Linked DNA regions of Homo sapiens: region 1 is linked to region 2. Evidence: chromatin loops called from intact Hi-C (ENCODE). Cell type or tissue: heart left ventricle. All regions are shown on one strand. Links, peaks and the distances in the headings refer to the core of each region. The heading gives the core; the rest is flanking DNA. Region 1 has its middle 21 kb from the start of ZNF12. Region 2 holds the start of ZNF316 (zinc finger protein 316).

Evidence for each region. Peaks named below come from ENCODE experiments on the same cell type or tissue, not always from the same donor. Only the 100,000 strongest peaks of a DNase experiment are listed, where the experiment ranks them.
Region 1: it touches region 2 in a loop (3-fold over the local background); 7 of 110 quality-filtered maps call a loop at or near these places.

Annotation. Positions count from the first base shown.
Region 1 is chr7:6,720,203-6,736,144 of GRCh38, forward strand. It overlaps the pseudogene SPDYE20P and the pseudogene PMS2CL. Among named protein-coding and RNA genes, the nearest start is that of ZNF12, 21 kb to the left of the region's middle. RefSeq lists enhancers at 5,865-5,914, 8,422-9,397, 9,449-9,658 and silencers at 9,809-9,918, 10,329-10,378. In heart left ventricle, for the core only: no CTCF peak of the experiment used is centred there; DNase peaks (open chromatin) are centred at 4,913, 9,559 and 9,999; H3K4me3 peaks cover 2,719 bases; H3K27ac peaks cover 1,148 bases.
Region 2 is chr7:6,629,621-6,645,562 of GRCh38, forward strand. ZNF316 (zinc finger protein 316) reads left to right here and starts at 7,698. Exons shown (of 9, transcript NM_001278559.2): 1 at 7,698-7,827; 2 at 8,226-8,389; 3 at 9,422-9,521; 4 at 12,205-12,342; 5 at 12,762-13,144; 6 at 13,344-13,453; 7 at 14,202-14,328; 8 at 14,860-14,973. The coding sequence starts at 12,790. RefSeq lists silencers at 7,378-7,797, 8,038-8,467 and enhancers at 8,528-8,577, 10,798-11,092. In heart left ventricle, for the core only: a CTCF peak has its summit at 8,251 (motif pointing left); DNase peaks (open chromatin) are centred at 7,631 and 10,953; H3K4me3 peaks cover 2,564 bases; H3K27ac peaks cover 992 bases.

The DNA of each region.
Region 1 (15,942 bases), core at 4,865-12,864, 92 kb after region 2:
CAGAGTCGTGCTTTGTGGTCCAGGCTGGAATGCACTGGCGTGATCTTGGCTCACTGCAACCTCTGCATCCCGGGTTTAAGCGATTCTCCTCTCAGTCCCCTGAGTAGCTGGGATTACAGGCATGAGCTACTGTGCCCAGCCTTGGTTTTTCTTTTGAGACAGGGTTTTGCTCTGTCACCCAGGCTGGAGTGCAGTGGTGCAGTCATAGTTTACTGCAGCCTCAAAGTCCTGAATTCAAGCAATCCCCTTGCCTCAGCCTCCCAATATGCTGGTATCTCAGGCGTAAGCTCACCTGGCCCAAAACAAAGCTTTCTTATCCCAAGCACTGACCTTTGTCAAGTCTAGCCTAATCCTCTATTGTCTCCTAAGCGTCCCTCATGAGTGATCACTTCTGAGTCCTCCCACATGGAGAGCTCACCCAATGGGGGCATATTTTTCCCATTGGAAAATAGTGGTTATTGGAAGTTTCCTCTTTTTTAGAAGAACAGGATTGGAGGTGCTCTCTGGAGTGTCCTCCTACCAATCTGATTATTGAAGGCCTCGTGGTGCTCAGGGAGCACGAGGTGACACTCGCTGTTGCTTCAGCTTCATCTTGAGCCCACACAGCATCTCCACCACCCAGGTCTCCTCAGGCTCGGGGGTGAGCTTCTTCTCTGGCTCCTCCTCACATTTGTCCAACCACTCCCTCTTCCTTTTCCAGCAAAAATACCTACATGGGGGGCTGGGATCTACCCCAGGGGCTGAGTAAAGAAGCCAGGCCATGGTGTAATGCTTCTGCAACTGACCACCTTAGACCCCGACCCCAAACCCCAAACCACTCTCCATCCTCCCCAGCTTCGCAGACTGCTGGCTTCTCCAAGCCATCTTTCTGGATTTCTCCTCTGCTGAGCCCCATGTGCCGCTCCTTCCCCTCCCCGTTCTTCCATCTCTCTGTCCTCACAACACTTCCTCATGTCCTTCCCTGGTCCCTGGCTCTCTGAGTCCCTCCCTTTTTTTTTTTTTTTGTTTTGAGACAGAATCATGCCTTGTCTCCTGGGCTGGATTGTAGTGGTGCAATCTCAGCTCACTGCAACATCCATCTCCCAGATTCCACTTATTCTCCTGCCTCAGCCTCTCAGGTAGCTGGGATTACAGGTGCCTGCGATAATGCCCAACTCAATTTTGTACTTTTAGTAGAGATGGGGTTTCACCATGTTGGCCAGGCTGGTCTCAAACTCCTGGCCTCAAGTGATCTGCCTGCCTTGGCCTCCCAAAGTGCTGGGATTACAGGTGTGACCACTGCACCTGGCCTGAATCTGAATTTCTCCATTCTTCCCACACACCCGCCTCAGGTTCTTCTTCCTGACCTCTGACCTTTTTTTTTTTTTTTTTTTTTTGAGACAGCGTCTCACTCTCTCACCCAGACTGGAGTGCAGTAGCGCAATCTTGGCTCACTGCAACCTCTTCCTCCCAGCCTCAAGCGATTCTCCTGTCTCAGCCTCCCGAGTAGCTGGGATTACATGTGCGCACCACTAACGCCCAGATAGTTTTTGTACTTTTAGTAGAGATGGGGTTGGCCATGTTGGCCAGGCTGGTCTTGAACTCCTGACCTCAGGTGACCCGCCCACCTCGGCCTCCCAAAGTGTTGGGGTTACAGGCATGAGCCACTGCGCCCGGCCCCCTTCCTTCATCTTAGTCAATCCTATCCTACCTCTTCTTCCTCCAGTCCCCTCACCTGATGGTCCCGACACTTCATCATCCACCACCTCCTGGAGGGGTACCCTGAGGCGCTGGGCTGGGGGCTCTGCTCCTCATCCTGGGGGTGCGGTTGATGGCTGGTTATGATCTTTCCCAAAATCTGTCCCATCCCACGGAACCTAGTCTCTGTTCTGTCCAAGGCCTTCTTCTGGACTCTGCTAAGACCCAGAAGAGTGTGTTGTCAATTTTCGAGGCTGGGAGAAGTCAGGAGTGGAGACCAGCTCTGAGAAGGTTGTCCAGCTGAGCTCCCAGGAGCCCACAGAGTCCAGTCCTTCCAATCAGGAAGGTTGGAATCTCTGATGTCATTGGTCATTCCAACCTGGCAACCAGTTTGAAGAAAAACACATGTAACTGCCAGGCTGATCTTTGTCCTGGAGATCGTGGGTGAATGGTATCTCCTGCCACTGTCCCAACCTCAGGCACTGTCCAAAAGCATCTTTAGGGTCTCCACATCCCTCTGTTCCCTGTCCCAGCAGAGGCTGTGTCCTCTCCACTCAAAGCCTGAAGCATGGTGGGGTCTCCTCTTCTCTGTACATGCCCATTTCAGAGTCCAGTCTGGTGGGAGAGGGAACAGGGTGGGAAAGAAAACTAGGCTAAGCAGAAACTATGAAACCTTACAAGAGTGAGATGATCATGTACAAGAGATCCCAGGAACATTGACTTGATGAAAATGTCACATCAGAGCACTCAGTTTGGCAGAGCTTTTCTGCCGAATGTTTACTGACATTCACTGTCCGAGATTCTATACTGGGGGTACAAGCGTCCTCTGCCCTAAGGCATCTTTGAGTCCAGAGACATCTTGAGGCCTGAAAGTCATAGGAAACTGTCCAGGAGCTCACACATATTTCCAATGGTGTCCCCAATTTCAGGGAGTCCATGGATTACCTAAAGCCAGCCCCTCCAGTTTGGCTAACAAACTCTAGTCTATATATCAAGTTTTGTATCATATGTATTGCTCTGAACTCAGAAATTTCCCTACCATTTATGGATTCTAGGAATAAAATATCGCATGTACAAAAAGGCTAAGTCAAAAAATCTCAGCTGTGCACAGTGGCTCATGCTTGTAATCCCAGAACTTTGGGTGGCCAAGGGAGGAAGACTGCCTGAGGCCAGCAGTTCAAGATCAGTGTAGGCAACATAGCAAGAGCCCATCTCTAAAAAAACAAAACCAAACCAAATTAGCCAGGTGTGGTGGCTGGCACCTGTGTTCCACCTACTTGGGAGACTCATGTGACAGGAAGATCGCTTGAGCCCAGGAGTTAGAAGCTGCAGTGAGCTATGATCTGGCCACTGCACTCCAGTCTGGGCAACACAGCAAGACGTTGTGTCAAAAAAATTTTTTTTGATACAAAATAAAAGAGTTGCATGACATTCAGAGACCATCCGAAAAACCTGTGGGTTCCTGGCCGGGCTCAGTGGCTCATGCCTGTAATCCCAGCACTTTGGGAGGCCAAAGGGGGTGGATCACTTGAGGTCAGGAGTTTGAGACCAGCCTGGCCAACATGGTGAAACCCCATCTCTACAAAAAATACAAGAAATTAGCCAGGCATGGTGGTAGGTGCCTGTAATCCCAGCTACTCAGGAGGGAGGGCTGGAGAATCACTTGAACTCAGGGTGCAGAGGTTGCAGCAAGCCAAGATCACACCATTGCACTCCAGCCTGGGCAACAAGAGCAAAACTCTGTCTCAAAAAAAATAAACAAAGAACGTGTGAGTGAGTTCCCACACGGCTTCCTAATGGGCTGTGGCTCTCCTAGGAGTCTCTTGCTCATGGGAAAGACACAGACTGAGTGAAGAAGCAGATCCCATTGCTGTGGAAGTCCCATTGTTAGGAAACTCTGCTTTTCTGGAGTTCAAATTTGCATTCATGATGCTTTAAACCGTCAGAGCTGGGTAGGTCCTCCTACAACAAACAGTTTGCTCTCTCTCTCCTAGTTAACAGGCTTTCAAATATTAGAAGATCAATGTCCTGACCCCGTTAAAATTGCTCTTTTGTGGAATGAAAAGCTCTGATTTAACCCGTCTTCAAGCCTGGTTTGCATATTCCCCTCTCTTCTGGCCACCTTGTCTAGACACACTACACTGAGGCAGTGCCCATCTTAAATGATGTTGATACGTTGTCAAAAAATGGGCGAAGCAGGTGCGGTGGCTCATGCCTATAATCCTACCACTTTAAGAAGCCAAAGCAGACAGATCACCAGAGGTCAGAAGTTCAAGACCAGCCTGGCCAACGTGTTGAAATCCGTCTCTACTAAAAATACAGAAAAAATGAGCTGGGCGTGGGAGTGCACATCTGTAATCCCAGCTACTTGGGAGGCTGAGGCAGGAGAATTGCTTAAACCTGGAAGGCAGAGGTTGCAGTGAGCTGAGATTGCGCCACTGCACTCCAGCCTGGGTGACAGAGCGAGACACCATCTCAAAAAAAAAAAAAAAAAAAAAAAGGCTAAACAGCCCAGGTTTGGTCTGATATGTTCAGAAAAAAGCAAAACAGCCACCTCTCGCCTTCTCTTTTCCCGCAGTGATGCAGTTGAATACAGCAATGGCTGCAGGTATGCTGCAGAAATACCATTCAAGTGACACAGAAGGGCTTTCCTGGCCGGACACAGTGGTCACTCCTGTAATCCCAACACTTTCGTTGGCCAAGGTGGGAGGATTTCTTGTAGCCAGGAGTTGGAGGCTGCAGTGAGCTGTGATCCCACCACTGCATTCCAGGCTGGGCCTCAGAGTGAGGCCTGTCTCTAAAAAAACTCTTCACTCCCCACAAGAAGGGATTTGCAAATACCAGCCTTTCAGCATGAGGATCACATGGAGGAACATTAAGATACAGATGCTGGGACCCAGCCCTATTGATTGTAATTCAAAAGCTGAGGTGGGGCGTGATTTAACTCTGTCACTGGAATCCATTCAGATTTGGAACTCTCTGGGTTGGACAGTGCAAGAGAGATCCTAAAGAAAGCAAAGTCACTATGGACTGAAATGAGCAGACAAGGTTTTCTGAGCATGGTGAAATATGCTTTGGGCCTCACTTGGGAGGGCTGTGGCCAGGCCTTGAGTCCTTGGCTCAGTGGGACCTTCTGAAACAGCCTCCAAGCTCCGCTCCCTGCTTCCTTTGCTGTTGGATGACCCCCTCCAGCGGCTTTGGTGCTGATGGGAATAAGTCGACCTGCAGAGGAAGTTCAGCCCAAGTCTCAGCCCAGCAGCGTCCCGACACCTGACCGGGGTCTGGTCATGCTGCTGTCTCTGTGGTTCTCTGCGGAGTCATGGTTTCTGTACCTTGAAGAGAACTTCCCCTTCTGGAAACCAGAAACCCAGTAAACCCTGAGGAAATAAGCGAATGAAATTACTGCAGACAGCTCTGTGGTGGGGAGATGGAAAAGGGGCTGTTTGTTTTTGTTTTTTATTTTTTTTTGTTTTTTGAGACAGAGTTTCGCTCTTGTCGCCCAGACTGGATTGTAGTGGCTCAATCTTGGCTCACTGCAACCTCTGCCTCCCATGTTCGAGCAGTTCTCGTGCCTCAGCCTCCAGAGTAGCTGGGACAATAGGCGCACACTACCATGCCCAGCTAATTTTTGTATTTGTAGTAGAGATGGGGTTTTCCCATGTTGCCCAGGCTGGTCTTGAACTCCTGGCCTGAAGCAATCCGCCTGCCTTGGCCTCCCAAAGTGCTGGGACTACAGATGATGTGAGCCACCGTGGCCAGCCCTCACTGTACGGATTTTCTAAAAAAAAAAAAAAAAAAAATTAAATTTGTCTTATTTGCCAAAAGGTAAATTAACCTTTTCTCCTCTCCTTTTTAAAGAGTATTTCCTGATAAACATTGTAATATAAATAACTTTTGTGCCTTTGACATGTATCTAAATCTTTTAAAAAGGTAAATGAACTTCTTGCCAACACTACAACCCGGGAATTTTTTTTTTTTTTTTTTTTTTTTTGAGACAGAATCTCGCTCTGTCACCCAGGCTGGAGTGCAGTGGTATGATCTCGGCTCACTGCAACCTCCACTTCCTGGGTTCAAGCTATTCTCAGGTCTCAACCTCCTGAGTAGCTGAGACTACAGGAACTTGCCACCACGCCTGGCTAATTTTTGTATTTTTAGTAGAGATGGGATTTCACCTTGTTGGTCTGGCTGGTCTTGAACTCCTGACCTCAGGTGATCCACCCGCCTCGGGCTCCCAAAGTGCTGGGATTACCGGTGTGAGTCACCCTGCCGGGCCACAACCCAGGAATTTTTTTCTTAAGAGCCTGACAGTCTTGTCTTTGAAATGTAAACCTCGAGGAAAATAGTGTCCCTATCTTCCTGTTGCCTAGGGAGTTTAGCCTAGGCACCTTGAGCTGTTACTACCTGCTTGTCAAGGAGATATGAGAAGTTTAATTTTTTTTTATCTGATACAGGTAATTAACTAGCATGGGTGGCCACCTTGATTTCCAGGTGAATTTAGGATGAGTGTTTAAGAATGCATAGCAGGCCAGGCGCAGTGGCTCACACCTGTAATCCCAGCACTCTGGGGGAGGCCGAGATGGGCGGATCACTTGAAGCCACACAGAAATTGAAAGGAGTTTGAGTCTAGCCTGGCCAATATGGCGAAACTCTGTCTCTGCTAAAATACAAATATTAGCTGGGCATGATGGCACATGTCTGTAATTCCAGCTACTCCAGAGGCTTAGGCACGAGAATCACTTGAACCCAGGAGGTGGAGGTTACAGTGAGCCAAGATCACACCACTACACTCCAGCCTGGATGACAGAATGAGACCTTGTCTCAAAACAAAAAAAAAAAAAAAAAAAAGCATAGCAAGTCCTTTTACATGAGGATGAGTTACTGTTTATCTTGAGAGCATGTATGCAATGGATTGTATCTGCCAGGCTATACAAAAAGGAGGCTTTGACCAGGCGCCATGGCTCATGCCTATAATCCCAGCACTTTGGGAGGCCGAGGCGGGCAAATTATGAGGTCAGGATTTCGAGACCATCCTAGCTAACATGACGAAACCCCGTCTCTACTAAAAATACAAAAAATTAGCCAGGCGTGGTGGCATGCACCTGTAGTCCCAGTTACTTGGGAGGCTGAGGCAGGAGAATTGCTTAAACTGGGGAGACAGAGGTTCCAGTGAGCCGACATCGCACCACTGCACTCCAGCCTGGGCAACAGAGCAAGACTCTGTCTCAAAAAAAAAAAAAAAAAAAGAGGCTTTATTTCTCTTTGCATCTCATTAATGGATCACCTGTGATGGGCATCACAGTCTGGTTTAATGCTTATTCAATGATAAAATTGTTTTCTTTATTTTCTGAATTTGTGGAGAGAATATTCTAGGTTAACAGAATAATTTATTTATTTATTTTGAGATGGAGTCTTGCTCTGTTGCCAGGCTGGAGTGCAGTGGCGTGATCTCAGCTCACTGCAATCTCCACCTCCCGGGTTCAAGTGATTCCCCTGCCTCAGCCTCCCAAGTAGCTGGAACTACAGGCGCGCACCACCACACCCAGCTAATTTTTTGTGTTTTAGTAGAGACGGGGTTTCACCATGTTGGCCAGGATGTTCTTAATATCCTGACCTCATGATCCACCCACTTCGGCCTCCCAAACTGCTGGGATTACAGGCATGAGCCACTGTTCCTGGCCTCAGAAGAATTTATTTTTAGTCTTTTCCTTACCAGTTTTTATGAAACAACTGGGCAAGAACACTGTTAGATTTCACCAAAAAGTTGTGATGAATCATTGTCCTTATATCCCATTTTTGAAAACTGACATTTTAATTGTAAAGCAAAAATAAAATTCTAAGCCTCCACAGCTGTTGAGTGGACTCCCCTGTTGGCCAGCAGGATCCAAAATAAACATGAAGAACTAATTCAGGTCATGACGGGAAGGAGGGGGTCGGACATGCCTTGTCATACTCTCCTCCCTTCAGAGTTTAGGCACAGCTGACCAACATTAACACTAGACTACAGATCATAAGACTGACAGAACAGGCTCTTTGTGTCAGTAAGATACCCAACTCCAACCAGACTCTGATATAGCATCACGTGACAGATAGCAGTCCCTGAAGGAAATCATAGTATTTTACCCCATAATATATTTTCTTTGTCACACTTTAAAATAGTCCTGCAAAGCCATCTCTTTGGGGGAAATTTGCATTCTGTAGAGAATCTCCTTCCCTTACAGAAAAGAATCCAGGTCTTTTCTCGAGATTCTGACACCTTTTAAGATCCAATAAGAGATATTTATCATCTATTCTCTCTGAAGCCTGTTCTGAGGCTTCATCTACATAACAAGAACCTTGGTTTCCACAATGCCCCTTATCTTAACTCAAGCTTTTCTTTTCTTTTCTTTCCCTCCCTCTTTCTTTTCCCTCCCTCCCTCCCTCCCTTCCTTCCTCCCTTCCTCTCTCTCTCTTTCTTTTCTTCTCTGTTGCCCAAACTGGAGTGCAGTGGCACCATCATGGCTCACTGTAGCCTCAACTTCCCAGGCTCAAGCGATCCTCCCATCTCAGCCTCCTAAGTAGCTGAGACTACAGGCATGCACCACCACACCTGGATAATTTTTTTTTTTTTTTTTGTAGAGATGGGGGTCTTGCTGTGTTGCCCAGGCTGTCCTTGAACTCCTGGCCTCAAGGGATCCTCCCAGGTCACCCTCCCAAAATGCTGGGATTACAGGCAAGAGCCACCGCAATGGCCCATTTCTTTACGTCATCTTCCAACTGTTCAGCCAACACTTAACTCTGAATCAACTGCCAATCTTTGAATCTGCTAGTGACCTGAAAGCCTTTCCAGGCTGACCCAATGTGTACATCCCATGTATTGATTTATGTCTTTGCCTGTAACTGCTGTCTCCCTAAGATGTATAAAACCAAGCTGTAACCCAACCACTTTGGGCTCACGTTCTCAGGACCCCCTGAGGCTGTGTCACCAGCCATGGTCACTCAAATAGGAGGCCCAGAATAAAACTCTTTACAAACTTTGAGTCTTTTTGGTCAACATAACCTAACCCTAAACATAATCCTCCTGGGGAAGGTGAAATCACAGGTATCTTTTCTTTGTTCGATTTGTGTATTTCCTGATTTCTCTACAGTTTTTAGGCATTTGCTGTGTGATCTAGAAAAGCTACAGAGTCTCGCTCCGTCGCCAGGCTGGAGTGCAGGGGCGCGAGCTCGGCTCACTGGAACCTCCGCCTCCCGGGTTCAAGCGATTCTCTTGCCTCAGCCTCCGGAGTAGCTGGGATTACAGGCACGCGCCACCACGCCCAGCTAATTTTCGTATTTTTAGTAGAGACGGGGTTTCACCATGTTGGCGAGGATGGTCTCTATCTCTTGACCTCGCGAGCTGCCCTCCTCGGCCTCCCAAAGTCCTGGGATTACAGGCGTGAGCCACCGCGCCCGGCCACAAATTCTATTTTCTTTCTCTTCCTTGGAAAGCATCGCTGGGCATTTATCCTGTCCTAGTATTTGAGTGAAACTTCTCTTAGCATTTCAGCGCAGTGACCACGATACACCCTTTCCTTTCCTTCTCGTTATGGGAAACTCGGTTCTAACCTGGAGGCCTTGGGCTCCAGGACCCAGTCACTGCAGCCCTGGACTTGACCCTAAAAGGGAATAAAGACAAATGCGAAGTTCAGTCCGGGGATCAGGGCTGCCGAAGCTCATATAGCCTGGGGCTTCTTAACCTTTAGACGGGGTAGAGACATTTGAAATGGCCCCTAAAGTTGGGGGGCGCTGGTAGGCTCATGGGAAATAGAGTCCGGCCCTTGTCCTGGGACCAACGGTGGGCCCTGGGAGGCGGACTTCCGGTGAACTCCTGCGCGTGTGCGCCTCTCCCTGGGTGCGTGTTCGCACATGCGCGCTGCCGCCGCACTGCCATCGCTTCCTGTGTGTCCTCAGGTCACCGCTTGCTCTAGTTCCCAGGCTTTGGCCCCCAGTGGACGAGAATCGCTGAGCCTGCGGGGCTGGACGCTGAGCGCCTAGGCCAGCACCTAGGCGGGCGCGGAGCTATGTGGGCCAGGGTTCGCACGGGCCGGGTGGAGGCTTGAGCGGGGACCCCCGAGCGTGAGCCCCTGAGCCGGCGGCCCTGCGGCCAGGGGAACCGGGCGGGAGGTGGCGAAGGTGGCAGCGGAGGCGGAGGCGAAGGGGCGGCGGGAACCGGGCCTGGCCCGTGTGTGTCCTGGGGGCCTGGCCCAGGCCGCCGCTGTACGGTGAGTCCCAGGGAGGCGGATCTGGGCCCCGGGAAGGACACCCTCCTGGATTTGCCCCGTAGGCCCGGCCCGGGCCCCTCAGGAGCAGAACAGCCTTGGTGAGGTGGACAAGAGGGGACCTCGCGAGCAGACGCGCGCCAGCGACAGCAGCCCCGCCCCGGCCTCTGGGGAGCCCCAGGAGGGTAAGTCTTTGGGTTTTCGGGCCCGGAGCGAGAAAGGCCTGGGTGAAGTCACCGTATGTTCGGGACCTTAGAGTATGAGGCGGGGGAGGGTCCGATCGCTTGCAGGAGAGGCGTGTGTTTGGCCTTGAGGCGCTGCACGGGAATATCTGGGAGGACGAGGCTTACGGGGGCGTGGAGGGTATCACCAGCCTCAGCTGCAGACGTCGTCTCCACTCCCCACTAACCCCTAACAGCCCTTCCTCCTCCTTTCCGTGCTCCAGATTTCGACCGCCTCTAAACGTCCGTCAGCATCTCTGTTCTCTCATTTAAGTGTCTGCTGATTCCCCCCTTAGATCTGCCCTGGAGACTGGTAGTAATGCAGGAACAGTCTGCAGGGATTCTCTCTTGCTGCCTCAGTTGCTAGGGGAAGAGACTGGGCCTTAGCAGGTGGGTGACTTGACCGGGTCACTGGCTTTGTGGGTAGAGTTGCTCATAGTAGAACTCAGGAGTCTTATCTCCCAGGCCAGTGTTCTTTCTCCCGTATCCTAGTTTTCTTAGTAGAAGGTTATTAGGTGCAGCAATAACCAAGTTCAGTTAGATAATTTAGAAACAAAACCATATTTTATACACATTCATTTCATTTCTGAGAGCTCACATACTCAATTCCTATGGTTTCTTTGATTTTAAGCAGTTTAAAGAGACAATAAGAAAATGCGGGCCGGATGCAGTGGCTCACACCTGTAATCCCAGCACTTTGCCGGGCTACAGCAAGAGTATCCCTTGAGACCAGGAGTTAAAGAACAGCCTAGGCAACATAGGGAGACCCTGACTCTACAAAAAATACAAAAGTAGCCAGGCATGCTGGGATGCACCTGTGGTCCCAACTACTCAGGAGGCTGAGGTGGGAAGATCAATGGAGCCCAGGAGGTGGAGGCTGCAGTGAGCTGTGAATGTACCACTGCACTCCAGCCTGGGTGGCAGATTGAGACCCTGTCTCAACAAACAAACAAACCACAAAAAACATGAGCCGTATAATGGGAATTTTTTTTTTCTTTTTGCGGGTTGTATTTGATGATGGCAGACTATTTGTAAAAGAAGTCATGTTACCCATGAGAGTCTTAACTCATCTAATTACTACCTGATTATCTTAGAGTTACAAAGTTACAAGTGCATGCTTCCCTTATCAGTCTTTTTTTTTTTTTTTTTTTTTTGAGACAGTGTCTCTCACCCAGTCTGGAGTGCAGCAGCGTGGTCTCGGCTGACTGCAACCTCCACCTCCCAGGTTCAAAGGATTCTTGTGCCTCAGCCTCCTGAGTAGCTGGGACTACAGGCATGTGACACTGCGCCTGGCTAATTTTTTTGTTATTTTTAAGTAGAGACGGGATTTCGCCATGTTGGCCAAGGCAGGTGGATCACTTGAGGCCAGAATTTGAGACCAGCCTGGCCAACATGGCGAAACCCTGTATCACTCTTTTAGGCCCTTCTGAGTGTTTGCAGGCTGAGTGTTCACAGGGTGTTAGCCTATTGAGCTTTCTTTTGTGGTTCTTACGCAGGAGATTCCTGCCTTTGCAGGCCAGAGCACTCATGACTTCAGTGACCTGCTTCTCCCCCTCTAGGTCTACCAGCCACAGTCTCTGCACGTTTCCAAGAGCAGCAGAAAATGAACACATTGCAGGTGAGTTTTCATGCTTGTGTATATGTTCCTCAACTTTATTTTATGATGCATTTTAAGAGGTTTGTAAGGATTCCTACTTTTTTTTTTCTTTTTTTTTGGGATGGAGTCTTGCTCTGTTGCCCAGGCTGCAGTGCAGTGGCATGATCTCGCTTCACTGCAACCTCCACCTCCTGGGTTCAAGCGATTCTCCTGCCTCAGCCTCCCGAGTAGCTGGGATTACAGGCGTGTGCCACCATGCCCAACTAATTTTTTGTATTTTTAGAAGAGACAGGGTTTCACCATGTTGGCCAGGCTGGTCTCAAACTCCTGACCTCAGGTGATCCTCCCGCCTCAGCCTCCCAAAGTGCTGGGATTACAGGCATGAGCCACCGCGCCCAGCCAGGATTCATACTTTAAAATGGGAATGTGGAAATAGACATTGTCCTGTAAAATATAGTGTGGCAGATCAGCACCAAAAATGATTTGTGAAGCTTGTGTGTGTGGATAGTAGATTTTAAGGCTGTTGAAATTGAGCCACACCCAGGACTGATATTCTTGGCAGTCATCACAAAAGGAAAATGCCATCTGTATTAGTCCATTCTCACACTGCTGTAGAGAAATAACCAAGACTGGGTCATGTATAAAGAAAAGAGGTTTAATTGGCTCACGCCTGCAGGCTCTATCATAGGAAGCATGGCTGGGGAGGCCTCAGGAAACTTACAGTCATGGTGGAAGGCAAAGGGAAAGCGGGTACATCTTCCATCACCAGAGCAGGAGGAAGAGGGAGAGGGAGGCGCTACACACTTTTAAACAACCACGTCTTGTGATAAGTCACTGAGTGTCAGGAGAACAGCACCAAAAGGGAAATTGCCCCCATGATCCAATCACCTCCCACCAGGCCCCACCTCCAACATTGGGGATTACAATTGAACATGAGATTTGGTTGGCGACACAAACCGAAACCATATCACCATCCATGACATCGCTTGCATTCATTATAAGGAGAAACCAATTTTGTTACTTGTGGATTTAAGAGATTTTCTAGGACTTTGAAAACTTTCTTCATTCCAGTTGATACAATTGCGGATAGGCTTCCTAATAACAACCATTAAATTACCGTAACTTACGGCGTATTCTTGGTGCTTATGTAAGCAGAGGGCCTGCCTGCTGCCCAAGGAGAACTTGGTGCCTATAATTTTTCCAGGGACGGAAATATTGTGATCCCAGTAGACAGAATTCTGTTTTTACTGTTGAGTCCTAGATCATGGGGGGAATGAATGACTTGATCATCCTTCAAATATTTGTTCGTCTTTCTGTTTGGGTTGCACAGCAAACAATACAAACAGTTACTCTCTTTTGAAGATTTCCTCATTTCTGTTTCTCATTTCAGTTCTCAGTGTTTTAGTTTTGTCCTTTTCACGTTGCTGAGTCAGTCTGTAAAGATTACCAATGATTTCATTGCAGTCGAATCCAGCGGGCATTTTCTAGCCCCTACCTCCCAGGACCCTTTGTCTGCCTTTGACATCTGTTACTTCCAAACTGATACTTTCTCCATGGAGTCTCTCTTTTCTTGGCTTTTAAAAAGATTCGTCTGTAAGTATTTCTGCTTGTCTTTAAATGATGAAGTCTGTTTTGTTCTGTTTTGTTCTGTTTCTTTTTTCCTTTTTTTGAGATAGGGTCTTGCTGTGTCACCCAGGCTGGAGTGTAGAGACGTGATCACAACTCACTGCAGCCTCAATCTCTTGGGCTCACACGATCCTCCTGCCTCAGCCTCCTGCACAGCTACAGGCGCACGCTGCCACACCCGGCTAATTTTTTTTGTATTTTAGTAGAGACTGGGTTTCACCGTGTCACCCAGGCTGGTCTTGAACTCCTGAGCTCAGGCAGAGCTCAGGCAATCTGCCCGCCTCGGCCTCCCAAAGTGCTAGGATTACAGGCGTGAGCCACTGCTCCTGGCCTAGAGATGTATTCTCACTGTATTGCTCAGGCTGGTCTCAAACTCCTGGTCTAAGTGATCCTTTCACTTTGGCCTCCCAGAGTGCTAGGATTACAGGTGTAAGCCACCACACCTGGCCAATAAGGAATCTTATGTGATGGATTAATAATTATTAATTATAACTATTAATAATGTGATATTTAGGTTTATTTCTAATTACATTTTAATGTCATAAATACTTTTCTATGTACATTGAATGTGTTTTATGAACATTTAAGCTGTGCCCGCATTTCACTAGAATTTCTCGGAGAGCAACTTTAGGTTGGAAAAAGACTCAGTTTTAGGAATCTATGATTAGAGAAATACAACTTTGTTTTTTGTTTTTTTTTTCCCGGGGTCTCGCTCTGTCGCCCAGGCTGGAGCGCAGTGGCGCCATCTCGGCTCACTGCAAGCTCCGTCTCCTGGGTTCATGTAATTCTCCTGCCTTAGCCTCCCGAGTAGCTGGGACTACAGGCGCCCGCCACCACGCCCGGCTCATTTTTTGTATTATTTTTAGTAGAGATGGGGTTTGACTGTGGTAGCCGGGATGGTCTCGATCTCCTGACCTTGGGATCCGCCCGCCTCGGCCTCCCAAAGCGCTGGGATTTCAGGCATGAGCCACCGCGCCCGGCCGAGAAATAACACTTTGAGAGTTGTGAGGAAACTTTTGGTGATGGATATATTCATTATCTTGATTGTGGGGATAGTTTCACAGGTGTTTGTGTATATGTCAAAACTTATGAAATTGCACACTTTAAATATGTGTAGTTTATTCCATGTTAGTCATATCTCAGTAAAGCTGTTAAAAAATGTATCCTTAGGCCAGGTGTAGTGGCTCACGCCTATAATCCTAGCACTTTGGGAGCCCGAGGCGGGCAGATCAGCTGAGGTCAGGAGTTCGAGACCAGCCTGGCCAACGTGGTGAAACCCCGTCTCTACTAAAAATACAAAAATTATCTGGTCGTGGTGGCATGTGCCTGTGATCCCAGCTACTTTGGAGGCTGAGTCAGGATAATCACTTGAGCCCTGGAGGCGGAGGTTGCAGTGAGCCAAGATCGCGCCATTACACTCCAGTCTGGGTAACAAGAGCGAGACTCCGTCTCAAAAAAAAAAAAAAAGAAAAAAAGAAAAAAAAAAAGTCCTGCCTGTAGTCCAAGCTACATGGCAGGCTGAGGCAGGCGGATCACTTGAACCTGGGAGGTTGAGGCTGCAGTGAGCCATGATTGCTCCACTGCACTCCAGGCTGTGACAAGGCGAGACCTTGTCTCAAAAAAAAAACCAAAAAAGTATCCCCTTCTAAGAACATGCTGGTTGGTTAGAATAGTATGTTGTTAGAATGCAGGGGGTCGGAAACATTTGTCATTTTTTCTTTTCTACTCCTTGTATTTTGTGCAGGTCTGCAGACTCGTGAATGACGTCTACCGCGTGTATAATCGACACCAGTATCCATTTGTTGTTCTTAACATTTCTGTTGATTCAGGTAAGTTCCATTGGCATTTCAGTACAACTAGTGACTAATGCCTCAAAGAATAAAATGAAATTCTACAACTCTGCTATGACTGGAATGAGATAACAATTTATGGTCATGTAAGTTTTTTTTTTTCTTTTTGAGACGGGGTCTTGCTCAGGGTTTCACCGTCCACGCCCTGTAATCCCAGCATTTTGGGAGGCTGAGGTGAACGGATAAGTTAAGATCAGGATTTCAAGACCAGCCTGGCCAACATGGCAAAACCCCGTCTCTACTAAAAATATAAAAAATTAGCCGGGTGTGGTGGCGGGCACCTGTAGTCCCAGCTACTCGGGAGGCTGAGGCAGGAGAATGGTGTGAACCCGGGAGGCGGAGCTTACAGTGAGCCAAGATCGTGCCACTGCACTCCAGCCCGGGTGACAGAGGGAGACTCTGTCTCAGAAACACAGACACACAAACAAACAAAAACCAAAACAGTATAGTTTAATCTGTTTTTAATTTGAAGTTATTCAGTCTGTCCTTTTCTGTGATTTCTTTCTTTCTCTCATTATTTTGTTTGTGAGATTCATCCAAGTCATGCGGCAAAATTCATTTTTTTGTTCGCTATACAGTGTTCCGTTATAGTCAGATATCATAATTTGTGAATATTTGAATTGTTTCCAGTTTCGGGCTATAATGAAGAATGCCGTCATGAACATCCTCATCCACGTCTTTTGACGAGCATAGAGATAGACACTTCTTTTTTTTTTTTTTTTTGAGAGGGAGTC
Region 2 (15,942 bases), core at 3,626-11,625:
GCTCCGCCTCCCAGGTTCACGCCATTCTCCTGCCTCAGCCTCCCGAGTAGCTGGGACTACAGGCGCCCGCCACCATGCCCAGCTAATTTTTTGTATTTTTAGTAGAGACGGGGTTTCACCGTGTTAGCCAGGATGGTCTCGATCTCCTGACCTCGTGATCTGCCCACCTTGGCCTCCCAAAGTGCTGGGATTACAGGCGTGAGCCACCACGCCCGGCCCCGACCTCTAATTTTTAAATTTTTTGTAGAGGCGAGGTCTTGCTATGTTGCCCAGACTGGTCTCAAACTCCTGGGCTCAATCAATCCTCTCGCCTCAGCCCCCCACAAAGTGCTGGGATTACAGGCATGAGGCACTGCCCAATAATTCCCAGTAAATGGGAATGATTGTTCAGCAGAAAACTGATCCCTTTGGGAAAGTTAACGTGGGGAGAATGTGGCCTGGCTCTATGGTCCTTGACACCACCGTGAAAGACCAGGTCACCCTCTGCCCATTGCCCTTCCAGAAGAAGCTTGTCCTCCCTGCCCCAGCTCCGAGTCCACCACAGTCTCCCACTCAGGCAGCTGCAAGGCATGCTGGGAGTGAGTGGCCACTGGGGCTGGGGGCTGTCGGGGGCAGAAAGGAGGAGCAGATTCCTCCCTCCTGGCACCTACAAAAGTGTGTCCACCAGACAGGGCTAGATCAAGTCCAGGTCCCCGCAATGGAATGGGAAGGAGCAGGCAGCAGTGGGGTCTCAACTGCCGATGAGGAGGCATGCAGGGCTGGAAACACAGTCTTTCTATTTCCTTGAGCGGCCTTCAGCCTCCCCGGAGCCTCTTCTCCACTCAGCCTTGACCTTTGAGTGTCTGTGCCCGTCTCTGCATTGCCCAGCTGTAGCAAAAATCCTGTCAAGTCAGTTTAGCCAGAATCTCCACCCTTGGTATCTGATCAAATCCCTCCTCTCCCACCACCTGCCAGGTGCCCTCTGATCACTCTTGCCTGCCTTCAGCCAGGATCCTGGGAGTCAGTTCAACCACAACCTCCCACTCCTTCGTATTTTTCCACCCACCCACTCCCCTCCAACCTGCTCCTAGGCTGGAAGTCTCCACTTGTCCCTGCTGTATTCAGAATTGAGCCCAGTTCTATACTGAGGTCTCTTTTCCCTATTGCAATAGTTCCTGAATAAAATCTGTTTTTTACCGTTTTAACTACTGTCCAGCTTTGTTTTCTTTTTCTTTTTTTTCTTGAGACAGGGTCTCAGTCTGTCGCTCAGGCTAGAGTGCAGTGGCACCATCATAGCTCACTGCAGGCTCACCCTCCCGAGTAGCTGGAACTACAGGCTCGCACCACCATACCTGGCTAATTTTTTCTACTTTTTGTAGAGACGAAGTCTCACTATGTTGCTCAGGCTGTTCTCGAACTCCTGGGCTCAAGTGATCGATCCTCCCACCTTGGCTTCCCAAAGTGCTGGGATTACAGGAATAATATGGTTTGGATCTGTGTCCCCACCCAAATCTCATGTTCAATTGTTATTTATTTATTTTTGGAGACTGAGTCTCCCTCTGTCACCCAGGCTGGAGTGCAATGGTGTGATCTCAGCTCACTGCAACCTCCACCTCCTGGGTTCAAGAGATTCTCCTGCCTCAGCCTCCTGAGTAGCGGGGATTATAGGCACTCGCCACCACTCCTAGCTAATTTTTGTATTTTTAGTAGAGACGGGGTTTCACCAGGTTCGCCAGGCTGGACTCAAACTCCTGACCTCAGGTGATCCACCCACTTTGGCCTCCCAAAGTACCGAGATTACAGGCCTGAGCCACCATTCCTGGCCTCTCAAGTTCAACTGTAATCCCCAGTGTTAGAGGTGGGGCCTGGTGGGAGATGATTGGATTATGGGGGCAATTTCTCATGGTTTGATACCATTCCCCCTGGAGCTGTCACCACGACAGTGAGTTCTTGTGAGATCTAGTTGTTTACAAGTGTGTGGCACCCCTCCCTTCTCTCTCATTCCTCCTGCTGCCACCATTTGAAGTGCTGGCTCCCCCTTCACCTTTTGCCATGACTGTACGTTTCCTGAGGCCTCCCCAGCCATGCTTTCTGTATAGGCTGCAGAGACATGAGCCAGTGAAACCTCTTTTCTTAAATTACCTAGTCTCTGGCAGTTCTTTATAGCAATAGGAGAACCGACTAACACGAAACATGAGTCACCGCTCCCAGCCTCACCTATGGTTTTAATAGCAGCACTACTGCCTTCAGCCCACTCCAGGCACACAGAGGCTCCGTGGGGGCATCCATCAGCATCCTTCTGTGCCAGGCTCCCTGCCAGCCCCTGGTGTGAGAGCTCAGGAGGAGCCCAGGAGGGCTTCCTGCAGGAAGAGACAGCTGAGGAAGTCCCGAGAGCCGAGTGAAGGGGAGCTCTGCCCAGTCAATGTTCAGTCCCTGCAGGTGGGTCTGTGCAGATACGGGGCAGGCCCATGTACTTGAACGGAGATGCTCTCGGCCTCACAGAATTCCAAATGCCCCAGATGCCTGTTAACTTTTCACATACCCTGTGTCCCTGCCAGTGAGACACACGAAGGCTGAAGCATAGAACAAGCTTCATGCCAATCACTGGGTGGGCTGGCACCCTCCTCACTGCCAGCACCCACCGTGGAGGATGGGCAGGAGCCAGGCAGATGACACCCCAGGAACTGTTTCATGAGTATGCTTGGATATTCCCCCAGCCCCAACCCCACCAACTGCTCATAGATAGATGACTGACATGGAATTGTACTAGTGCAAAAAGGGTATGATTTACTTTTTTTTTTTTTTGAGACGGAGTCTCACTCTGTCGCCCATACTGGAGTGCAGGGGCGCGATCTCGGCTCACTGCAACCTCCGCCTCCCGGGTTCAAGCGATTCTCCTGCCTCAGTCTCCTGAGTAGCTGGGATTACAGGCACCCACCACCACGCCCAGCTAAATTTTTGTATTTTTTTTTTAGTAGAGACGGGGTTTCACCATGTTGGTCAGGCTGGTTTTCAACTCCTGACCTCAGGTGATCCACCGGCCTTGGCCTCCCAAAGTGCTGGGATTACAGGCATGAGCTACTGCGCCCCACATTATTTAATTTTTGAGATGGAGTCTCACTCTGTCACTCAGGCTGGAGTGTAATGACACAATCTCGGCTCACTGCAACCTCTGCCTCCCGGGTTCAAGCGATTCTCCTGCCTCAGCCTCCCGAGTAGCTGGGATTACAGGTGTGTGCCACCACACCTGGCTAATTTTATATTTTTAGTAGAGACAGGGTTTCTCCATGTTGGCCAGGCTGGTCTTGAAATCCTGACCTCAGATGATCCGCCCACCTTGGCCTCCCCAAGTGCTGGGATTACAGGTGTGAGCCACTGTGCCTGGCCCCTAATTTTTGTATTTTTAGTAGCAACAGGGTTTCACCATGTTAGCTAGGCTGGACTTGAACTCCTGACCTTAGGTGATCCACCTGCCTCGGCCTCCCAAAGTGCTGGGATTACAGGTGTGAGCCACTGCACCCAGCTATTTTATTTTATTTTATTATTATTTTTTTGAGACAGAATTTTGCTGTGTCGCCCAGGCTGGAGTGCAATGGCACAATCTCGGCTCACTGCAAGCTCCGCCTCCCAGGTTCACGCCATTCTCCTGCCTCAGCCTCCCCAGTAGCTGGGACTCCAGGTGCCCACCACCATGCCCGGCTAATTTTTTGTATTTTCAGTACAGACGGGTTTTCACCGTGTTAGCCAGGATGGTCTCGATCTCCTGATCTCGTGATCCATCTGCCTCAGCCTCCCAAAGTGCTGGGATTACAGGCATGAGCCACCGTGCCTGGCCTATTTTATTTTATTTTTGAGACAGAGTTTTCCTCTGTCACCCAGGCTGGAGTGCAGTGGTGTGAACATAGTTCATTGCAGCCTCAACCTCTTGGGCTCAAGCAATCCTCTCACCACAGCCTCCTGAGTAGCTGGGACTACAGGCATGCACCACCACACCCAACTAATTTTTAAATTTTTAGTAGAGTCAAGGTTTCACTATGTTGCCCAGGCTGGTCTTGAACTCCTGGGCTCAAGCTATCTTCCTGCTTCGGCCTCCCAAAGTGCTGGGATTCCAGGCGTGAGCCACTGCACCCAGCTAATTTTTAAAAATGTTGTGTAGCGACAGGGTCTTGCTATGTTGCCCAGGCTGCTCTCAAACTCCTGGCCTTAAGCTTTCCTCCTGCCTCAGCCTTCCAAAGTGCTGGGACTACAGGCATGGGCCAATCCTGGCCTGCTTTTTAATTACTTCCTTCTTCAAATGAGTCTAGGGAAATCTATCAAGACTGAGTTCAGTAGTGAGTGACAAGAAGGTCCAACTAAACTACAGTTTATGACAACCAATTGTCCCCAGGTCAGAGGCATCCTCAGGTGGCCCAGGCCTGGTCTAGCATCTCCCTAAGGCCAAGGACACATAAGTCCCACCAGCTTCCTTCGTCTCCTCTCCGTCTCCTCAGCCCCTCAGCAGTGCTGTTGGAGCAAGAAGCAAAACTCACTCGTAGGGCCCGGTGAGGTGGCTCACGCCCTTTCCTTTCCTAAAAAGGAAAGGGAAAGGAAGAAAAGGGAAGGAAGAAAGGAAGGAAGGGAAAGAAAGAAGGAAAGAAAGGAAAGGAAAAGGAAAAGGAAAAGGAAAATTATCTGTGGACGAGGGAGAGGAAGAAATTGAGTCTTGGATTAGGTATCAGGTGAGGACAGGCCAAGAGGAGATCTGAGGAGATGCTGGGGTGATTCGGGGTCCCTGCCTGACAGGGTGGAGGGATCTAAGGCCGGGATGGAGCTGCTGACTCTATTATACACACTCCTCTTCTGGGGTCCCTTGCTGTCCACATTACAGGTGGTTTTGGGCAACGGGCAGCACTGGGAAGTGACAGGGTGCAGGAGGGCAGGGTTGGGGTACTCTCTCCTTGCCACACTGTCCCTCTATAATCACAGTGCCCACAGTGTCCCCATCTTTATATCTCCACCTCCCTCCAGGCTTGACAACATCCTGCCCTTTCCTGCTCCTGCAGGGCTAAGGGTGGCAAAGGCCTGGTGCCTTCACATTCCAGCTGCTTCCCTTTACCTGGTGTATTAGTCCATTTTCATGCTGCTGTAAAGAACTGCCCAAGACCGGGAAACTTATAAAAGGAAAGAGGTTTAACTCACAGTGGCTCTTGCCTGTAATCCCAGCACTTTGGGAGGCCGAGGCGGGCGGATCACGAGGTCAGGAGTTCGAGACCAGCCTGACCAACACGGTGAAACCCCATCTCAACTAAAAATACAAAAATTAGCCAGGCGTGGTAGTGCACACCTGTAATCCCAGCTACTTGGGAGGCTGAGGCAGGAGAATCACTTGAACCTGGGAGGTTGACGTTGCAGTGAGCAGAGATTGTGCCACTGCACTCCAGCTTGGGCAACAGAGTGCGAGACTCCATCTCAAGAAAAAAACAAAAACAAAACAAACCACCACCACCACCACCAACCACCACCAACCACCACCACCACCAAAAACTGACTCACAGTTCCGCATGACTGGGGAGGCCTCAGGAAATTTACAATCATGGTGGAAGGGGAAGCAAACACTTCCTTCTTCACATGATGGCAGGAAGGAGAAGTGTGGAGCAAAGGGGAAAAGCCCCTTACAAAACCATCAGATCTCATGAGAACTCACTAACATGAGAACAGCATGAGGCGAACTGCCCCCATGATTTAATTACCTCCCACCGGGTCCCTTCCACAACATGTGGGGATCATGAGAACTACAATTCAAGACGAGATTTCAGTGGGGACACAGCCAAACCACATCACCTGGTGACACTGCTTTTGGTCAATTGTTAATTGTCCTACAGTCAGAGCCCTTCCTGGGAGTGCCTGGGGGCAATTGCACCTTCCTACTGAACCTGACGGATCAGGTAGGGTGGGGAAGGGTCTAATCTAGGGATTAGGGGTTCTAAAAGATACCCACAGGAGAGTCAGGCAGTGTCATTCAGATGTGGGCCTGGAGGAAAGGGACAGGGAGTGGTGGGCACTGAGGACCATGGCCACGCTCAGTCCCACCCACAGAAGCTGGTTACTTCTCAGGCCCTACTGGCTGGTGCCCTGCAAACCAGGGGCCTTGTGTTGCCAGAACTTCTGATTTTTCAGATTTTATTTATTATTAGAGACAGGGTTTCAATCTGTTGCCCAGGCTGGAGTGGAGTGGTGCTATCATAGCTCACTGCAGCCTCAACCTCCTGGGCTCAAGCAATCCTCCCACCTTGTTTTCCCAAAGTGCTGGGATTACAGGTGTGACCCGCCTCGGCCCCCCAGAGTGCTTAATTTATAGGTGTGAGACCCCGCATTAGAACCTGATTTTTCAATTTTATTTTTTAAACAAGAATGGGACTCCTTATTTTAAAATGTTATTAACTTTAAGACATTTTAAGACACCAAGAGCCAAGCGACATCACTGTGAGGGTCTGATTCAAGGGGTTGGGGCTGCACCCCTCTGTGGGACTAAGGTTTGAGTCCTCCTCTATCTTATTATTATTTTGAGACAGAGTCTCACCTTGTCGCCCAGGCTGGCGTGCAGTGGTGTGATCTCGGCTCACTGCACCCTCTGCCTCCCGGCTTCAAACGATTCTCCTGCCTCAGCCTCCCAAGCAGCTGGGACTACAGGGGTGCGCTACCACGGCCGGCTAATTTTTGTATTTTTAGTAGAGATGGGGTTTCACCCACCATGTTAGCCAAGCTAGTCTCGAACTCCTGACCTCGTGATCCGCCCGCCAAGACCTCCCAAAGTGCTAGGATTACAGACACCGTGCCTGGCCGAGTCCTCCTCTATCTCTTGCCCAGTCAGGCCTGGGGTCCCCACAGAAAAGCACCAAGAACAGTGGTGCAGGCGGGCTGGGAGCTGGGGAAGGGGCCCAGGCCACACCATTCCAGGCGGAAGACAGACCCTGGACTCCACCAATGCCAGAGCTCATCCTGACACCCCAGCTGCACCTCTTGGGAGCAGGTGCAGACAGGCTTGTGGGTGGGGGTCTGGGGGTGGCCGCTGAGCTCACCGACCCCTCCCTGGGTTCCTGGGGTCGCCTGTCACTTCTGCCCCCACACTGGCCATGCCCTCTGCCTGGACATCGCTTCCCTGCCCGTGACCCCATGTCCCTCCAAGTGCGGGCTCCACAACCCCAGTCTCCTCCTGCACTCAACCGCCACAGTCCACCCATAAGACGTTCACCCCGCCCGTCCCTCCTCCCTCCCCACCCACAAGACGTTCACCCCGCGCGGGCCCGGGGATCTGGTGGAGGCGTGGACACCTGGCCCCCTCCCCACCACAGGGGTCGCCTCCTCCCTCCACCATCCTGGGGTCCCGGGCAGGCTCCGTGGACTGGCGGAGGGGGCCCAGCGCGGGGCCTGGTCCTCAGCGGGCGCCCCGATGAACGAGGCCGGGCTGGGGTTCGGGGAAGGCGGTGGTCGCAGCGGCGGGACCTCGGGGTCACCTCCGAGACCTGGCCAGGGTGTCCAGGAGCGGGGCGAGGTTGTGGGCGCCCCACGAGTGTCGAGGGCGCTCCCGTCCCCTCCCCGCATGCCCCGTCCTCGCCCCGGCCCGAGGCCCAGCTGGGCAAACCCCCGCAACCCGCGCTTCCCCGCTCCGCGCCGCTGCCCCCGCGTGACCGGAAGTTCCTCCCCCCGCGGGCGCGGGCGGGGCGGGGCCGGCCGGCGGTACTTCCGGTGCCCACGCGCCGCCGTCGCGCAGCTCCCGGGCCGTCACTTTGTGTAGCGCGGGGTCCGCCGCCGGCCCGCAGGCCCCGGCCCCGGTGTCCGGCCCGTGGCTCGGCCAGCCCGGCCCGCGCGGTGAGTGGGTCTCGCGGGGCCGGTGGGCGGCGGCGCGGGCGGCAGGTGCGGGCGGGCCGGGCTTGCGCTCGGGGGCGGCGGCGGCGGCGGGGCCGGGCTGGCCCTCGACGCCCGGCGCGGGGAGGCCGCGGGGAGGCGGCGGGGCCGGGGCCTGCAGAGTCGGAGCGGAACGCGGGTAGGGACTTCCGCGGCAGCGCCCCCGCCTCCCGGACCCCCGTCCGGGCCTGCGCGTTGCCGACCCCCGGGGCCGGTCCGGGCAGGAGGCGGAGGGGGCAGGCCCGGGAGGCCACGCGTGACACCTCGGGGTGCCCGCCCACGCCTTCTCGGCCGCAGCGGCAGGGGCTGGGCCGCGGCCGCCCCCAGGACACACCCATCCAGGAGGGGCTGTCATCGTCTAGGTCTCTGCAGGAGGAGGCGGCTCCGGACGCCCCCTGGGGGGCGGGAGGCGCTCGGCCCGTCGCCCCAGGAGCCCGCTTTGTGACCTTGGGGGCCTTATCCGGGCTTTCCCTCATCTGCAGAAGGAGCCCCGGTGGGCTGCTCGGCTGTCTTCTGCTGCCGGCAGGTAGGTAGGGACACCCATCCCTGGGATTGGATGGGGTCTGGGCTGTCCCGCGTGGCAGCAGAGGTAGGAAAGGGGCTGGGCTTTGGTCGAGGACCCGATGGGCAAGAGGAAGTGCAGGTACCAGGAGGATCAGGCCCCCAGCTCTGCTTGTGTGGGGAGACCTCGGTGCTTGGTTTGGTTCAACAAGTGTGGGCAGGTCTGGGGGCCGGGTGGGGTGGTGAGGGGGCTACCCTGGGGAACCTGAGATGGCCCCCGTGGAAATAACCTGCACCAGGAGCAAACCCAGGAAAGTAGGGGGATCCAGAATCCGAGGACAGACAGTGAGGACTGTGGTGGTCGGGGAAGGAAGTCCTTCAGGAGGGCATGAAGACCCGAAGGGCTCTGAGGGCAGCGGGGGCCACCCAGAGGGAATGAAGGGGGCTAGACACAAGCACACCCCCACATCTCCCGCTCTCTGAGTTGGGTTTCCCTGGCTTTGGAGCTTTTGTGAGGAGTTTCTATCAACTTTCAAGCTTTGCCTCTTCTTCCTGCCCTTGCCTCGCTCCCTTCTCCTCTTGGGAGATACCTTGTCACCTCCCATTCTAAATGTTGGCTGCAGCACCGTATCCTAGAGTGCAGGGCCCTAGTAGAAATGAGGGTTTGGGGCCGGGTGAGGTGGCTCACGCCTGTAATCCCAGCACTTTGTGAGGTCGAGGCGGGTGGATCACCTGAGGTGGGGAGTTTGAGAAATGAGGGTTTGGGATGACGTTGGTGAAGCTCCCTGTGGCCTCTGGTTTGGGATTGATGCTGATGAGACCCCCTGTGGCCTCTGACCCAGAGTTGGATGCCGAGGGAGAAGTGAGCAGTGTTTACAGTGGACTGGCAGGCTGGCAAGAAGAGGGCAAGAGTGCAGGCCTGGGGGAGGCAGAGATAACCCAGGGGGAGTTGCTGGAATCTAAACTCTGCCCGGACTGCTGAGGTCCGTTTTTCAAACCATTATGTTCTGAATCTTGGGTTGGGGACGATGTCTGGCTGTGCTTCTGACCTCTGTAGGAGCTGGTCCTCCACCTTCTCTGGTCATCCGTGGGTGGACTTCTTGGGAGAAAGAACTCAGTGTCGTCTTTGGAGGCAGAGACTCTCCACTGCTTCTGGGGTGAGTTCCAATTCCAAGGGTCCCCCCAACCCCCTACCCCCAGCAGTGGTCAGTCTGTTCTGGAACAGGACAGTAGGGCCAAAATGCTGAGTTTGAAAAATCCTGTGTCCATCACATTGGCTGGCGACTTTAGACATTCTTTTAGTAAGTATTTGAATGCTTCTTAAGTGCTGGTGTGAGGGGTATTCAGACATGAGCAAAGGGAGCTTCTGCCGCCCAGGAGCTGGCTGTACTCAGGGAGAGAGATGATAAGACAGTCTCATAAGTGTATTTTTAAGATGTGGTGAGTGCTGTGAGGGAAGAATTACAGGGAACTGTGTCACCCACTGGGGCCCAGGGGGCTGCCTCAGAAGACCACCCAGGAAAAGGGGAAGAGAGTTCTGGGGATGGGGAATAACACACACACGGCCTGAGATGAGATGAACATGCAGCCACTTTATTCCAAAGCTGTGAAGTGTTCTTCTGTTGTGTCCTCATATATGGCGGCCTGGCTCTGGGAGTTTAAAGTTGCTGCTTCAGGTGGTGGCCAGGCAGGAGACAGCTCTACTGAGCTTGGCATGGCACCTAGGCCCAGCCTGAATCTGCGGCCTGAGGCTTGAAAGAGAAAAGCCCTCCTCTGGGCCTCAAGTGGGTGGCAGTTGGGAAACCGTTGCTGCGTGTACCCAGCGCCCTGAGTGCTGGGCAGGGCCGTGTCCTCCTGGAGGTGGCTAGCATAACACGCAGCACGTGGATTTCGACACTTTGGGCATCTTCACACGCCAAAGAGCTGTGGACACTGAGAAGGTTGGCTTCTGGGAGAGGCTGGAGGTTGGGGTGGCGCTCCCAGGCGTAGTTCTGTGACTTGAGTCTTTGGGGGTTAGTGATTCTGAAACTAGAAAGGGGGCTGGAGCCAGTCAGGGGGCACGTGTGACCTTCGGGACAGAGGTGGCTTCTGGATGCCTGTGTGTCCCAGCCTTTGACTTGGGTGAGCCTGTGTGAATGCTCAGAGCTTCCTGGCTATTAAAGTGTGGATTTTAAAGCAACTGCTCAAAGCAGTTCAGGAAATGAGTACGCGCGGCTGCTATGGTTTGGGTGTTTGTCCAGGTGTCAGGCTGTTCTCGCATTGCTGTAAAGAAATACCTGAGACTGGGTCATTTATAAAGAAGAGGTGAGACTGGCGCATGGTTCTGCAGGCTGTACAGGAAGCATGGTGCTGGCATCTGCCTGGCTTCTAGGGAGCCTCAGGAAGCCTTTAATCATGGTGGACGGTGAGGGGGAGTAGGTATGTCACATGGCGAAAACAGGAACAAGCAAGAGAGAGTGAGTGGGGAGGCGCCACACACTTTTAAAGACGACCAGATGTCCTGTGAACTCATTACTCACTGTCTCCAAGGGGATGGCCCAAGATTCAGGAGGGACCCACCCCCATGATCCAGTCACCTCCCACCAGGCCCCGCCTCCAGCATTGGGGATTACGGTTCAGCGTGAGATCTGGGCGGGGACAAACATCCAGGCTCCATCAGTCCCCTTCCAGTCTCACGCTGAAGCATGATTTCCAGTGCTGGAGGCGGGCCTGCTGGGAGGTGATTTCCAGTGTTGGAGGTGGGCCTGGTGGGAGGGGATTGGCCCATGGAGGCGGATCCCTCATGAATGGTCTAGCACCGTCCCCTTGGTGATAAGGGAGTTCTCAGTTCACAAGAGATCTGGTTGTTTTAAAAGAGTGGGGCTTCCTCCCTCTCTCTTGCTGCCCCTTTGCCTCCCTCCACGAGTGGAAGCTTCCTGAGGCCCTCCCCAGAAACAGATGCCGGCGCCATGTTGGTGCAGCCTGTTGAACTGTGAGTGAATGAAACCTTTTTTCTTTGCCACTTACTCAGCCTCAGGTATTCCTTCACAGAAATGCAGAAATGGCCTAACACAGCTGCGCTAATTGATAGAGAAGTGATGGGTTATGGAGGGAGAGCTAATCACGGAGCAGCTTTCTCCTGTGTCCGTAAGAACACCAGGCGTGGTGGTCTGGACTGTTCTCGTGAAGGCCACTCAGTCTTGTTTTAGGAGTTCTGTGGCAGACACTGTCCACTGCTCGAGCTGGATGAGCTAGGGTGGGCCCAGTGCTCTGTGTGGCCAAGTGGCCTGACATTCCAGGATGCTTCTGGGGCTCATGGCCTCTCCCCCTGGATTCTGGGCTTGGCTTGCTTTGGAAATGGCCCTGTTCAGGCCAGAGACACTGATGGTGTGTGTCCTGGGTAATGGGCCCGGTCTCAGGTTTATACCCAGAAAGGAGCCACAGAAATGGACTCATCAACGCTATGACTCTGCCGTGCCCTTGGGACCCCACAGGGGCTAGTGAAGGACACGCAGTGGGGAGGGGCGAGGGGTCCCAGGGCCAGCAGCTCCCATCCTGCTGTGTCCATGGCCCTGGACCCTGGACCCTGTGTCAGTGTGGCTGCCTCTCCCCTGAGCTTCTGGGCTGAGCTGTTACTGATGTCAGTGAGAGAGTAGGACGCTGTAGCCTCTAGGGCTTTGGTAAGTCAGCCCTCAAGAGTCTCTGATCCCCAAACTTGAAATGTCACAGGCATTTCCTGTCCTCCTGATGGTCTGGCGATGAGCCGTGTGTCCACCATGCACTGCGCTTTTCACAGAGCGAGGGCTGAGGGCACATGAGGGTGATGCTGGCTCACAGCCCCCACTCTCCCATGTCCTGCAGGAAGAAGCCTGACCTGCCGGCTTCCTGGCACCTGTCTCTCCTCCTAGCCCCGTTGTGCCTTGCAAGTGCCTGCATCCTGTCTGTGCTGAGACCTCTTGGCGTTCCCTGCTGGCCTGGTTCATGTGTGTTGAGGACCAGGTAAGCGTCTCTTTGTCCTGTGTATCAGGTGGGCTTTTCCTTCTGGCTAAACATGGGCCACCCTCGGGCTGTGTGATGCTTCCTTGTGGATAAAGACTGGGATAAATGCCTGATTTACTCCAGGAAAGAGCAGCAGTTCACACCAGGCACGTAGTTCTTGGTGAAAAGGAGCTGAGACTGGCATCCCAGGGGTCACGCGGAGGGGCCATTGGGGCAGCCTTTCTGGGTACAGAATGTCTTGATGGTGCAGGGTAAGATCGTGGGAAGGCCCGGTCCTCCCTCATCTCCATTGCCTTCAACTACATAACAGGAGGAGTAAATCCTGCTCCCTGCGCCCCCGCCAGGCTGCGGGAGACCCTGTGAGGGGACCGTGTGGTGTGCTGAGAGCAGCCCGTCACTGGCGTCCATCTGCATTTCAGGCCACGTGGAGGCTCGCTCCCAGGGAGGATGGCGGCGCTCCACACGACTCCCGACTCCCCAGCTGCCCAGCTGGAGCGGGCAGAGGACGGGTCAGAGTGCGACCCTGACCAGGAAGAAGAGGAGGAGGAGGAGGAAAAGGGGGAAGAGGTGCAGGAGGTGGAAGAAGAGGAGGAGGAGATAGTGGTGGAGGAGGAGGAGGAGGGTGTGGCAGAGGTAGTGCAGGATGCGCAGGTGGAGGCGGTGGCCGAGGTGGAGGTGGAGGCGGACGTGGAGGAGGAGGATGTGAAGGAGGTGCTGGCAGAGGAGGAGTGTCCGGCGTTGGGGACCCAGGAGCGACTTAGCCGTGGTGGTGATGCCAAGTCCCCAGTTCTTCAGGAAAAGGGTAAGAAAAGCAGCCAGCCTTGGGGAGGAGATGAAGGGGGCTGAGGTGGGCCAGGCCAGGGACCTGGTCAAGCCAGGAGGGCTCTTGGGCCGACAGGGTGGAGCTGAAACCCAGCTTTGCAATGAGGGTGTTGCCAGGGCTCCTGGCCCTGCAGGCTGGGGGCTCAGGGCAGCTGGCCCTAAGAGATCTCTCCCCACAGGCCTGCAGGCCTCCCGGGCTCCAGCCACTCCTAGGGATGAGGACCTGGAGGAGGAGGAAGAGGAGGAGGAGGATGAGGACGAGGATGATTTGCTGACGGCTGGGTGTCAGGTGAGCCGCCCTCTCCGTTTGGGGCTTGGGTAACCTGGGCAGGGTTTCCCCCGGGGCCTCGGCACCTGCTGTTTGGAGGCGTCTGTTGGCAGCGGCCATGGCACTGGAGTCCCCGGACCAGGCCCAGGCCCTGAGCTGGGAGTGGCCACAGGAAGCGGCTGGGTGTCCAGCCCCAAGCCCGGGGGTGTGGTCCTGCTTTCCTGGGCGTTGGGTTGTCCTGATTGCTTTGGCTGCCACCCACTCAACCGCACTGTGCACAGCGACTTCAGAGGCCTGGCTCTCCCCCAAGGCTGGCCCTCCCCTCACCTGGAGTGCCTGTCACATGTCCAGGGTCTGGGTTCCTGCTGCCCAGTCAGGTCAGGCACCAGTGCCCACGCTCGGTTTAGTTGCTGCTGCTTGTCCACTCGGGTGTGGGCCCTCCATGGCTGACATGGCCATTGCACTGGCTTGAGCCAGACTGCATGAAGAGGGGGACTGGGGGCGGGGCTCCCTGTCTCCTGGCCTCTGCTTGAGCCACAGCTCTGCCCTACGAGCTGGGTCGTTCACCGTCTTTGAGCTTGAGTCCCCATTCTCTGGCTGGGATCTGGTCCTTGCTTTCCAGGGCTGTGGCAAGGCCTGAAAGCCCTCAGTGCCATCTGGGCATCTGTGTCCCCTGACACCCATGCTGGAGAGCCTCAGTGGCCTCAATCTTCCGTGGCTCTTTGTAAAGGGCTCCCTCAGCCTCTCACCTGAGGCTCTGTTTCCCCAGGAGCTGGTGACGTTTGAAGATGTGGCTGTGTACTTCTCCCTGGAGGAGTGGGAAAGGCTGGAAGCAGACCAGCGGGGCCTCTACCAGGAAGTCATGCAGGAGAACTATGGGATTCTCGTGTCCTTGGGTAAGGACGGGACCTTTTGTCCCCAAGAGGCAGCCTGGTGTGATGGCTGCCAGGGTCTTAGCTGTCTGACGGGGCGCTTTTCAAATCCCAGGGTCTTTCCAAAGGTGGATGCTGGGCCCAGCCCACCTCCCAGGGAAGCCCTAGGACCCCATGGCCCCTGGGTGGGGCGGGGGATGTCACTGGCCAGGCAGCACCCTGAGCCAGGTGACACATCTGTGGAGGCTGTCTGTCTCTGGTGTCTGCTGCATGGCCCCTGAAGCCTCCAGGGGTGAGGCGGAAGGCGAGGGAGGAGGAGGGTTGTGGGCATCTTGCAGGTGAAGGTGTTGGGGGGGCTTGGTGGGAGGAGGGCAGGGGAGGACAGGGAAAGGTTCAGAGGGAAGGGACCGCCTGGACCCTCCAGAGCAGGGGTGTGGGAGGGCTGGTGCTGGGAAGATGGAGGTGGAGGGGCACTGAGCGGTGGCACAGCACGGGCTGCAGGGCAGGGGAGGGCCCACGGGAGCCGCCTGCAGCCGCCGTCTGTTCTCCTGGCAGGATACCCAATTCCCAAGCCCGATCTGATCTTCCGGCTGGAACAAGGGGAAGAACCTTGGGTCCCAGATAGTCCCCGACCTGAGGAAGGAGACATCGTCACTGGCGTCTACACAGGTGAGCGTGGATGGAATTTTGCGGTTTGTGCCGATAGCTTCTCAGAGCTGTTGTCAAACTTTGGCCTTCACTGCGCTCTCTGCAGACCTGGTACCTGGTGCCTCTGACTGCGCCTCTGCCTTTGCCGCCTGGCTCCTGGTGGTTCAAGTTCCAGAAAGGTCCGAGGGCTGTAAGGTCCTTAGAGAACCTAGAGGCTCCTCCTAGGAACCTTTAAAAATGATACCCTGCCCTGCGTTGGAGCCTGTGAATTTCTTTGCATGTGAGGGGCCAGCTGTCAGGTGGTCGGCTGAGCCAGGGCAGACCCAGGAGCCCAGCACGCCATCGCGGAGGCCTTTCTGATGGCACAGTGCTAGCCGTTCCTCCTGCTTCTCCGCCCACTTGGCCATGTCTGGGAAAAGGCTCCCCCCAGCTCCCTTGCTCTCCCTGGAGCACCATGGGCAGGACTCTGACCGGGATGGGCAGGTTGGGGCATTCTGGAGAGGAGGTTTTGGAGTGATGGGTGCAGAAGGCGTTCAGGGTGGTGAATTTCCCTGAAAGCCTCAGGCCCAGCTCTGGCTCTGCTCCTTCAACTCTAAGGCCCCCTTTATTCATCTGAAGAAATTGAACTCAACTCAGGTTCCCACTGGGGGACGCCACATTGTCAGTTGCGTGGAGGTCCTTAGTGGTGTCTGAGGGGCTCCTAGCGTCAGAGAGCTCTGCAGAGGCCCCTGCCCCACAGGTGTCTGGTTTGGGGCTAGGTGATGCCGGTTAGGAGGGGCAATGGGTAGATTTGGAGCACCTCATAGATGTGTTTTCAAATGAAAATACAAGCTGGGTGCGGTGGCTCATGCCTATAATCCCAGCACTTTGGGAGGCTGAGGTGGACAGATCACTCGAGGTCAGGAGTTTGAGACCAGCCCGACCAACATGGCAAAACCCCATCACTACTAAAAATACAAAAATTAGCTGGGTGTGGTGGCGTGTGCCTGT